Regions from separate parts of the Homo sapiens genome. Here region 1 is linked to region 2. Evidence: chromatin contacts called from ENCODE Hi-C data. All regions are on one chromosome and are shown on one strand. The core of a region is the stretch at or near the end of the contact, and the rest is flanking DNA. Distances in the headings are between cores, read along the strand shown. Region 1 holds the start of MEAK7 (MTOR associated protein MEAK7). Region 2 holds the start of MLYCD (malonyl-CoA decarboxylase).

The links. Hi-C counts contacts between places; a loop is a spot of excess contacts on that map. Pooled maps may share reads with other maps.
Region 1: a pooled map shows a loop between it and region 2 (10-fold over the local background). The contact joins the promoter of MEAK7 here to the promoter of MLYCD in region 2. A Hi-C loop is called at or near these places in 7 of 50 pooled maps.

Annotation. Positions count from the first base shown.
Region 1 is chr16:84,502,565-84,505,977 of GRCh38, reverse strand. MEAK7 (MTOR associated protein MEAK7) reads left to right here and starts at 1,319. Exons shown (of 8, transcript NM_020947.4): 1 at 1,319-1,377. LOC124903736 (a long non-coding RNA gene) reads right to left here and starts at 1,176. Exons shown (of 2, transcript XR_007065149.1): 1 at 1,043-1,176. RefSeq lists enhancers at 859-978, 341-1,288, 1,409-1,909 and a silencer at 1,529-1,578.
Region 2 is chr16:83,897,603-83,901,102 of GRCh38, reverse strand. It overlaps MLYCD (malonyl-CoA decarboxylase), which reads right to left and starts at 1,988. Exons shown (of 5, transcript NM_012213.3): 1 at 1,431-1,988. The coding sequence starts at 1,958. RefSeq lists silencers at 1,319-1,488, 1,789-2,218.

The DNA of each region.
Region 1 (3,413 bases), core at 70-2,569, 610 kb before region 2:
TGTAGATGCGTTAGTTTGTGGAGCTGCTTCTCCTGGGACATTGGCCTTGGATCTCAGAGCAATGTCTTGGTGAGGGGCCCTACCTTGTGCACTGTCACCAGCCAGGCCTGCTGCCCTCAGGCAGAAAGCCTTCTATTTTTGTTCCAGCTTAAAGAATAAGAGGTGACCAGCCGGGTGCAGTGGCTAACCCCTACAATTCTAGCACTGTGGGAGGCCGAGGCAGGCAGATCACCTGAGGTCAGGAGTTCGAGACCAACTCAAGCGGACGTTGGCGGGCGAAGTCACGGTTTTCCAGGCTGGAAAACCAGCAGGCCGTGCAGGGGAGAGAACTGGTACCATGGACATGCGGGAGCTGAATCTGCAGGAAGGTGGACCCCAGGGAGGATGCGTGGGGTGGAGAGAGTAGGGAGAAGTCGAGAAACTCCAGGGCAGAAGCCAGAAGGGCCCAGGGAAGACCACCAGGGACAGCGAGCGAGCCAGGGCCAGGAATGGGCGCCGGGGTGCCCAAGAGAGAGGTCTGATGAGAGCACGATCACCAAGCGCCAAATGCTGCCTGCGAGGACCCAAAGCGCACCTCGGATGTAGTGAGCAGGCCCCCGGGACCAGGTTTCGGTGGGTTTGAGAAGGAACGAGCTGAAGAAGTGGGGTGACAGGTTCAGACGTCTTGGAGTGAACGGGAACCGGCTGAAGAGGCGCACGTGGGGTGGAGGGAGTCTGTTTAGCCAGGCTGTGGAGCTGGCGCCTGATGGCTGCCGGGAAGGACCTGGTGCCAGGGAAGAGCGAGGCAGGGGCAGCTGGCAGAGGGAGGCCCGAGGGGAGGCGGACCCGAGGCTCTAGGCCAGGACCAGCAGGCCGGGGAGTCAGGGGAGAGTTGCCTGGGGCCCAGGAGGCTGCACTGCAGAGGCCTCTGCATGGGCTCCACATGGGCCACTCTCCTCCCCCGGGTGTCTTCACCCCCAAGCTCAGCCTCTCCCCCAGGATCTCCCACACCCTGGCTACTCCGCTCCAGCGCCCAGCCCAGACACCCCTTCTCCCCAGGTACCACTGCTGGCCTGGCCTGGCCTGAGTCATTGGCCGCCCTCTCCAGGCGCCTCCTTGGTACGCACGCAGCCGGGCCGGATTCCCGGGCCTGCAGCCGCTCCTCCCGCAGACCGCGGCCCCGCCCCGAGCCGCACCCACCGGGTTCGGCTCACTCCCTGTGAGGCGCGTCACCATTGGCTGACTCCTCTCTTGGGTTCCGCCCCACACCTCCGCTTCCACGATTGGACCAAATGACTGCCCCTCAGCAATGTTGCCTGGCAACAGGGAAGGGGCGGCTCTCGAGAGGAGCCCGTGGGCTGCTGGACCGGACCGGACAGCACCAGGAAGCCCGGCAGGGTAGGTACCTGGGCTGAGGTTCGCAGTGAGCTGACCCAGAGGCGCAGGCCCAGCTGAGTCGGGGGACTGGAGCAGACGGGTCCAGAGTAGGCCTGGGCCCTGCCCCTCCCTGGCCTCCCACGCCTCTTCAGGCCCTCGGGTCGGGGGAGGGAGAGGTGAAGGCTGCGGGGAGGTGAGGGGTGGGGACAGCGGGGCGGGATGGAGGGAGGGTCTCCTGGGGGGGATCAGAATCATCCTGCACCTCCCGCTGTTTATGTGGTCAAGGTAAGAGGGTGGCGAGGTGCTTCCCCCAGGGCCAAGGCCAGCCGTGTTGAAGGGGGATTCAGAGCCTGTGTAGACGCGGAAAGGGAGGGGTGCCTCCACGGAGGAGGCGAGTCTGGGGTAGACACTGAAGTGTGTGTGGAGGGGGTTTTCCTTCTTGTATTCTGACCACACCCATCTGGGCTTTTCCAGGACAGTGAGCTGATAACTGTTCCCAGGCCATGTAGGTGGCCAGCACAGGACAGGTCACCTTCTGGCCCACAGGAACTTCTTGCCCAGGCTCAAGCTGCCCCTTCGCACAAGGGCCTCTGGGCTCTGAGACACAGACAGGACTTCGAAGCCTGTCCAGATGAGGCAGTTGGAATCTCCCCAGCTTGTGGGGGTACGGAGGGACCCTTGTGTGGCTCTAGGGATGCGGGGCCCTTGGAGTAGAGAGTTGGAGCTTGGCAGCCAGGGTGGGAAGCAGCCATGTAACAGCCTGTTGGAGAAGCTCTGAGCAGGAGGTGACTAAGCCATTCCTAGGATACTAGTGGGAACCTTGGGGGCCATCCTGCAGACAATCGGTCCCTGTCCACCCCTCCATCACGGAGGCAGAGCAACCTTCCGTTTCTTCCAAGCAGGGCAGTTTCTCTTGTTCTAAGACAAGATCCCAAGGAGCCATTCTCTGTTGTCTTGGGCCCATTATTCTGTCTCTGACCTCCAGTAAGCAGATCAAATGCCCTGGGTTACCTTATTTAATCTTCTCAACCTTATGTTAAAGAAATTAATTAATGATGCTTATTAAAAGCACATTAATTATTGAAGACCATTGCAATGGGTATAGGGACCACAGCAATGGGATTTTGTAGTAAAGGAGAGAGATTGGGCTCAACTCTGATTATAGCATGGGCAAGTGGGAAGCCAGGAAGCAGGGTGGGGATCAGTGGATGGAAGATGACTGAGGAAACATCAGGGCGCTAGGGTGGATTCTGGGTAAGCTTACCTAGCAGTTTGTTACTGAAGGCAGGCCAGGGTGATCAGACATCACCTAGGGCAAGCTCGTCCAACCCGTGGGCCATATGTGGCCTAAGGCGGCTTTGAATGACATCCAACACAAATTCATAAGCTTTCTTAAAACATGAGATTTTTTTTTTACCATATATGTAGATATATGCACTTATCAGTTATTGTTAGTGGGTTTTATGTGTGGCCCAAGACAGTTCTTCCAGTGTGGCCCAGGGAAACTGAAAGATTGGATATCCCTAACCTAAGCATTAAACCTGGTTAGATAGCAAGTGAACAGATAATGGTGATCAAATATCAAGGATGAGTGGTTTTGTGGGTTTTTTTGTTTGTTTGTTTTTTGTTTTGCTAAAACCAGATTTTACAAAGAGGTACACAGATGGGCCCAGGAGCCTGACTAAAGTCTGGTCAAGCAAAACATCTTGGTCACTTATTATGGGCTGCTGGAACTTTTGTTTGTGTTTTTATGAGACAGAGTCTTGCTCTGTCACCCAGGCTGGAGTGCACTGTTGTGATCTTGGCTCACTGCGACCTCTGCCTCCTGGTTCAAGCGATCTTCCCACCTCAGCCTCCTGAATAGCTGGAACTATAGTCACACGCCACCACACCCGGCTGAGGTTTGTATTTTTGGCAGAGACGAAGTCTCACTATGTTGCCCAGGCTGGTCTCAAACTCCTGGCCTCAAATGATCCTCCCAAAGTTCTGGGATTATAGGCTTGATGATGGAAAGCTTTCAGTCCCTGGCAAGTTTTCTCGGTGTCATGGGACTTTCA
Region 2 (3,500 bases), core at 739-3,238:
CTGTAAATTAACCAGCTATCACGGGGAATCAAATCATGGCCACTGTTGTCACTCTTGACATTAATCCCATACTTAATTATGCCCAATTTTATGCATCTAAGTAGCCAAAAAAGAAAGTTTCTAATAAACATCTGATTAACGGTAAGACAGTGATATAAAGCGTAGTGCAAATAACCCTGGATTAGGGTGGGTGATCAGCAAGAGCTTTTCGCTCTGAATTTCAGGACAAGTAACACAACCTCAGCATGTTCTCCTTTACTGTAAAAGGGATACGTGTTATCACCCACGTAAGACTGAAGGAATGTAAACTATTAAACCAGTATTAGAGTTCTTAAATGGGTCAAGTCATAATCATTCAAGTGTTCAATTTTTTTTTAACACCAACTGCACATAACAAACTTCTGAATGTCCAAAACTTCCTGAAACATTTACGTCATTTTTCGTTCATTAAAAGGGCAGGTTAAGCCTGGGCCACATGGTGAAACGCCCTCTCTACAAAAAAAAAAAAAAAAAAAAAAAATTAGCCGGGCATGGTGGCCTGCACCTGTAGTCCCAGCTACTCAGGAGGCTGAGGTGGGAAGATTGCTTGAGCCTGGGGAAGTCGAGGCTGCAGTGAGCCGTGATAACACCACTGTACTCCAGTCTGGGCAACAAAAATAAAAATAAAAAAAGGGCAGGTTAGTTTTTCGCCGTATTTAATACTAACAGTATAAAAGAAGAGTATATGTTGCTCTAGGCCTTCTTTCGGGTCATAATCATTTAAATCTCAAAGTATGTGTCTGCATTTAACATGAATGAACTGTGCTAATGCCTGATTACCTCAAGTCAACTCAGAATCATCACATTAAGTACTGAACGCAGGGAGTTAAATGCCCTCCCAAAAGTCATGGAGCACAGACAAGGCCAGAAGCCATGGAGACTCCTGGGTGGTGGTGGTGACCTTGAGTCCTATTTACCTTTGTGCATTTCACAGGACTTCTCAGGACAATGTCTCACACATAGCGGGTGCCCAGTGAACTTCTGAAACACCATCCAGGGTCTCAGAAGGCTGCCTGATGCTCTAGTTCAGGTATACCATATAGATGAAACACTTCTCAGCTACAATAATTTCAAAAGACTGTAGAGCACACACTAATCAGGTACGAGAGGTGACAGCTACCTTAAAGACCACCAAGTGCTGAGTATTTAGTAAACACTATACAAGTGAGGACTTCAAGGACAGACTGGAGGAAGGCGGGGGTGTGCTCTGACGAGGCCAGGACTCAGACAGCGTGGGAAGGGGACACAGTTGGCAGGCGGTAACTGCGGGCGAAGTGAGCGTGCTATCGGGCAGGGAAGGCGGGGTGTGTGGGACTTGGAGGGGGCAAGTGAGGACTACTCGAGGAGGGCGGCCAGTCCGCGCTGCCGGGGGATCGACGGCGGCCCCTTACCCGGACGTCCGGCCCCTCCACCAGCTTGAGGGCCTGCGCCTCCAGCAGGTCGGCCCGCAGCTGCACCAGGAAGCGCACGCCGCCGTCCAGCTTGCTGATGTGGTGGAAGAGGCCGCGATAGCGCGGCACCAGCGCGTAGCGCAGCCGGTCCTCGGCCTGCAGCAGCACCGCCGCCTCCCGCTGCTGCTGGCGCAGATGGAGCACGCCGGCGCTCTGCTCCGCCACCTGGCCGTGGTCCACGCCGAAGCCCCGCGCCAGGCGGCCCAGCAGTTCGGCCCGCTGGGCCGTCTCGGCCAGCCCACCGTAGAAGCTCACGAAGTCCGCGCACTGACCCTCGGCGGGCGCCGGTGTCTTCTCGCGCAGCTCGTAGGCCGGCGTCGGCGGCACCGCGCGGCGCAGCAGCTCGTCCATGGCCCGCTCCAGGGCGCCGGCCGCCTGCCCGCTCGCCAGCCGGGGCCCGGGCGGCCGCGGGGGCAACCGCAGCGGGAGGAGACGCCTGGCCGTCAAGCCTGGCCCGAAGCCTCGCATGGTGCCCCACAACAGCTGCCGAGGGGGAGCGCCGCCGCCGCTGCCGCGCTTCCGGCTTCCGGCGCGCGCCGGCCCCATTGGCCGAGGCCGCGAGCCCGGCTGGGGACGCGGCCAATAGGAGGGCGGGGCGGTGGGGGCGAGGCGGCGGGGGCGGAGCGGCTCTGGCGGCGGCCGGAGGCCAAGTGTGGCTAAAGGTTACTGCCCCGCGGCTGGGCTGCCTCGGGGCCTGCTCCCGCGCGGCTGGCGGCTTGTACTCCGGTCCTAACACCTGACCGCCTAAAGGCACCGGCCCAGCCCCTCCTCTCTTTCCCGACTGCACTGCACAAGTGCCGCCTCCTCTCTAGATCCGAGCGCCTCCAGCCTCCCGGTGCATCAGAGTCACCTGGGAACTCCTGCACCGGAGGATTCCTGGGCTCCGAAATCAGAATCCTAGAGATTCAGATTCAGTGTGTCTGGGAGGAGCCAAGGAATATGCTTGCTTAAGAGGTGTTTGTGGCAATCCTCTGGCATGGTAGGTAGCCTTTGTTTGACCCCTGCCTAGGCACTCACCATTCGCGTCAGTGTCTTACACACATGACGCTCAGAGCCACAGAGGTTGGAGGGGTGTGTGAGTGTGTGTGGAGAGAGAGAGAATATGTCTATATGTATGGATGTATGTACACATACGCACGCATATACACATACATATGTATGTAAAAGAGACATGGAGACAGAGAGACTGATGGAAAGCCATACCCTTGAGCAAATGCCAGAATGAGACAAAGAGTTTTCTTTGAAATAGTTTTCAGATAATTGCAGTTATCAAGGCATATTTATTTTGTCCTCTAGAAAGATAGGCCTGAACTCTAGTTCCCCCTCCTTCCCCAATCCATTACAATCTGTAGAAGAGAATGTCACATACCAGCCATGTCTCCCACATGCAAAATTGCAGGAGGCATTAGGAACACAGTGGGATTTTGTTCCACTCTGATGGAAATATGGCATCTTTGGTTGGAGGGTGAGGGAGCCATGTACTTGGTTGACTATGTCTAGGTGCTAGGATTTCTATAGGTAGAACCCTTTGGTGCAGGTCTTGCAGTATAAAAGACACCTGGAGGTAGTTCTGTATGAGGACAGCCTTTGCTGGGTGTGTCTCATCTTATGGGGCACGAAGAAAGTACGTTTGGCTCATTCTGCCAAGACACAGACACACAAAACATTCTGAAAGCCTAGTGGTGGCTTTTGAGGACACCTCTCCATTCCTCTTTTCTAAGAAGTGGTGAAACCATATTGCCAGCTGGCTAAGGGAGTTGGTGGGGTCCAAACTCTGGTGTTTGTCTCTTTGCCTTGTCGAGTGAGCTTTTGTCTGTCCTAGGATACTCCTGCCTTGCTTTAGGAATCTTGTCTTGAAAGCTTGACTTTGCTTAAGCATTTGCTAAGTGTAGTACTCCCACAACCCTGTTCTTTCTCATCTTTCCCGGTGCCTTCCTTTTTATGTAATTTCTGGCTTCTGTTTTTTTTTTCTCTGTGTTTATACTTTTTTCTCTAGGCGTCAACAGCCAT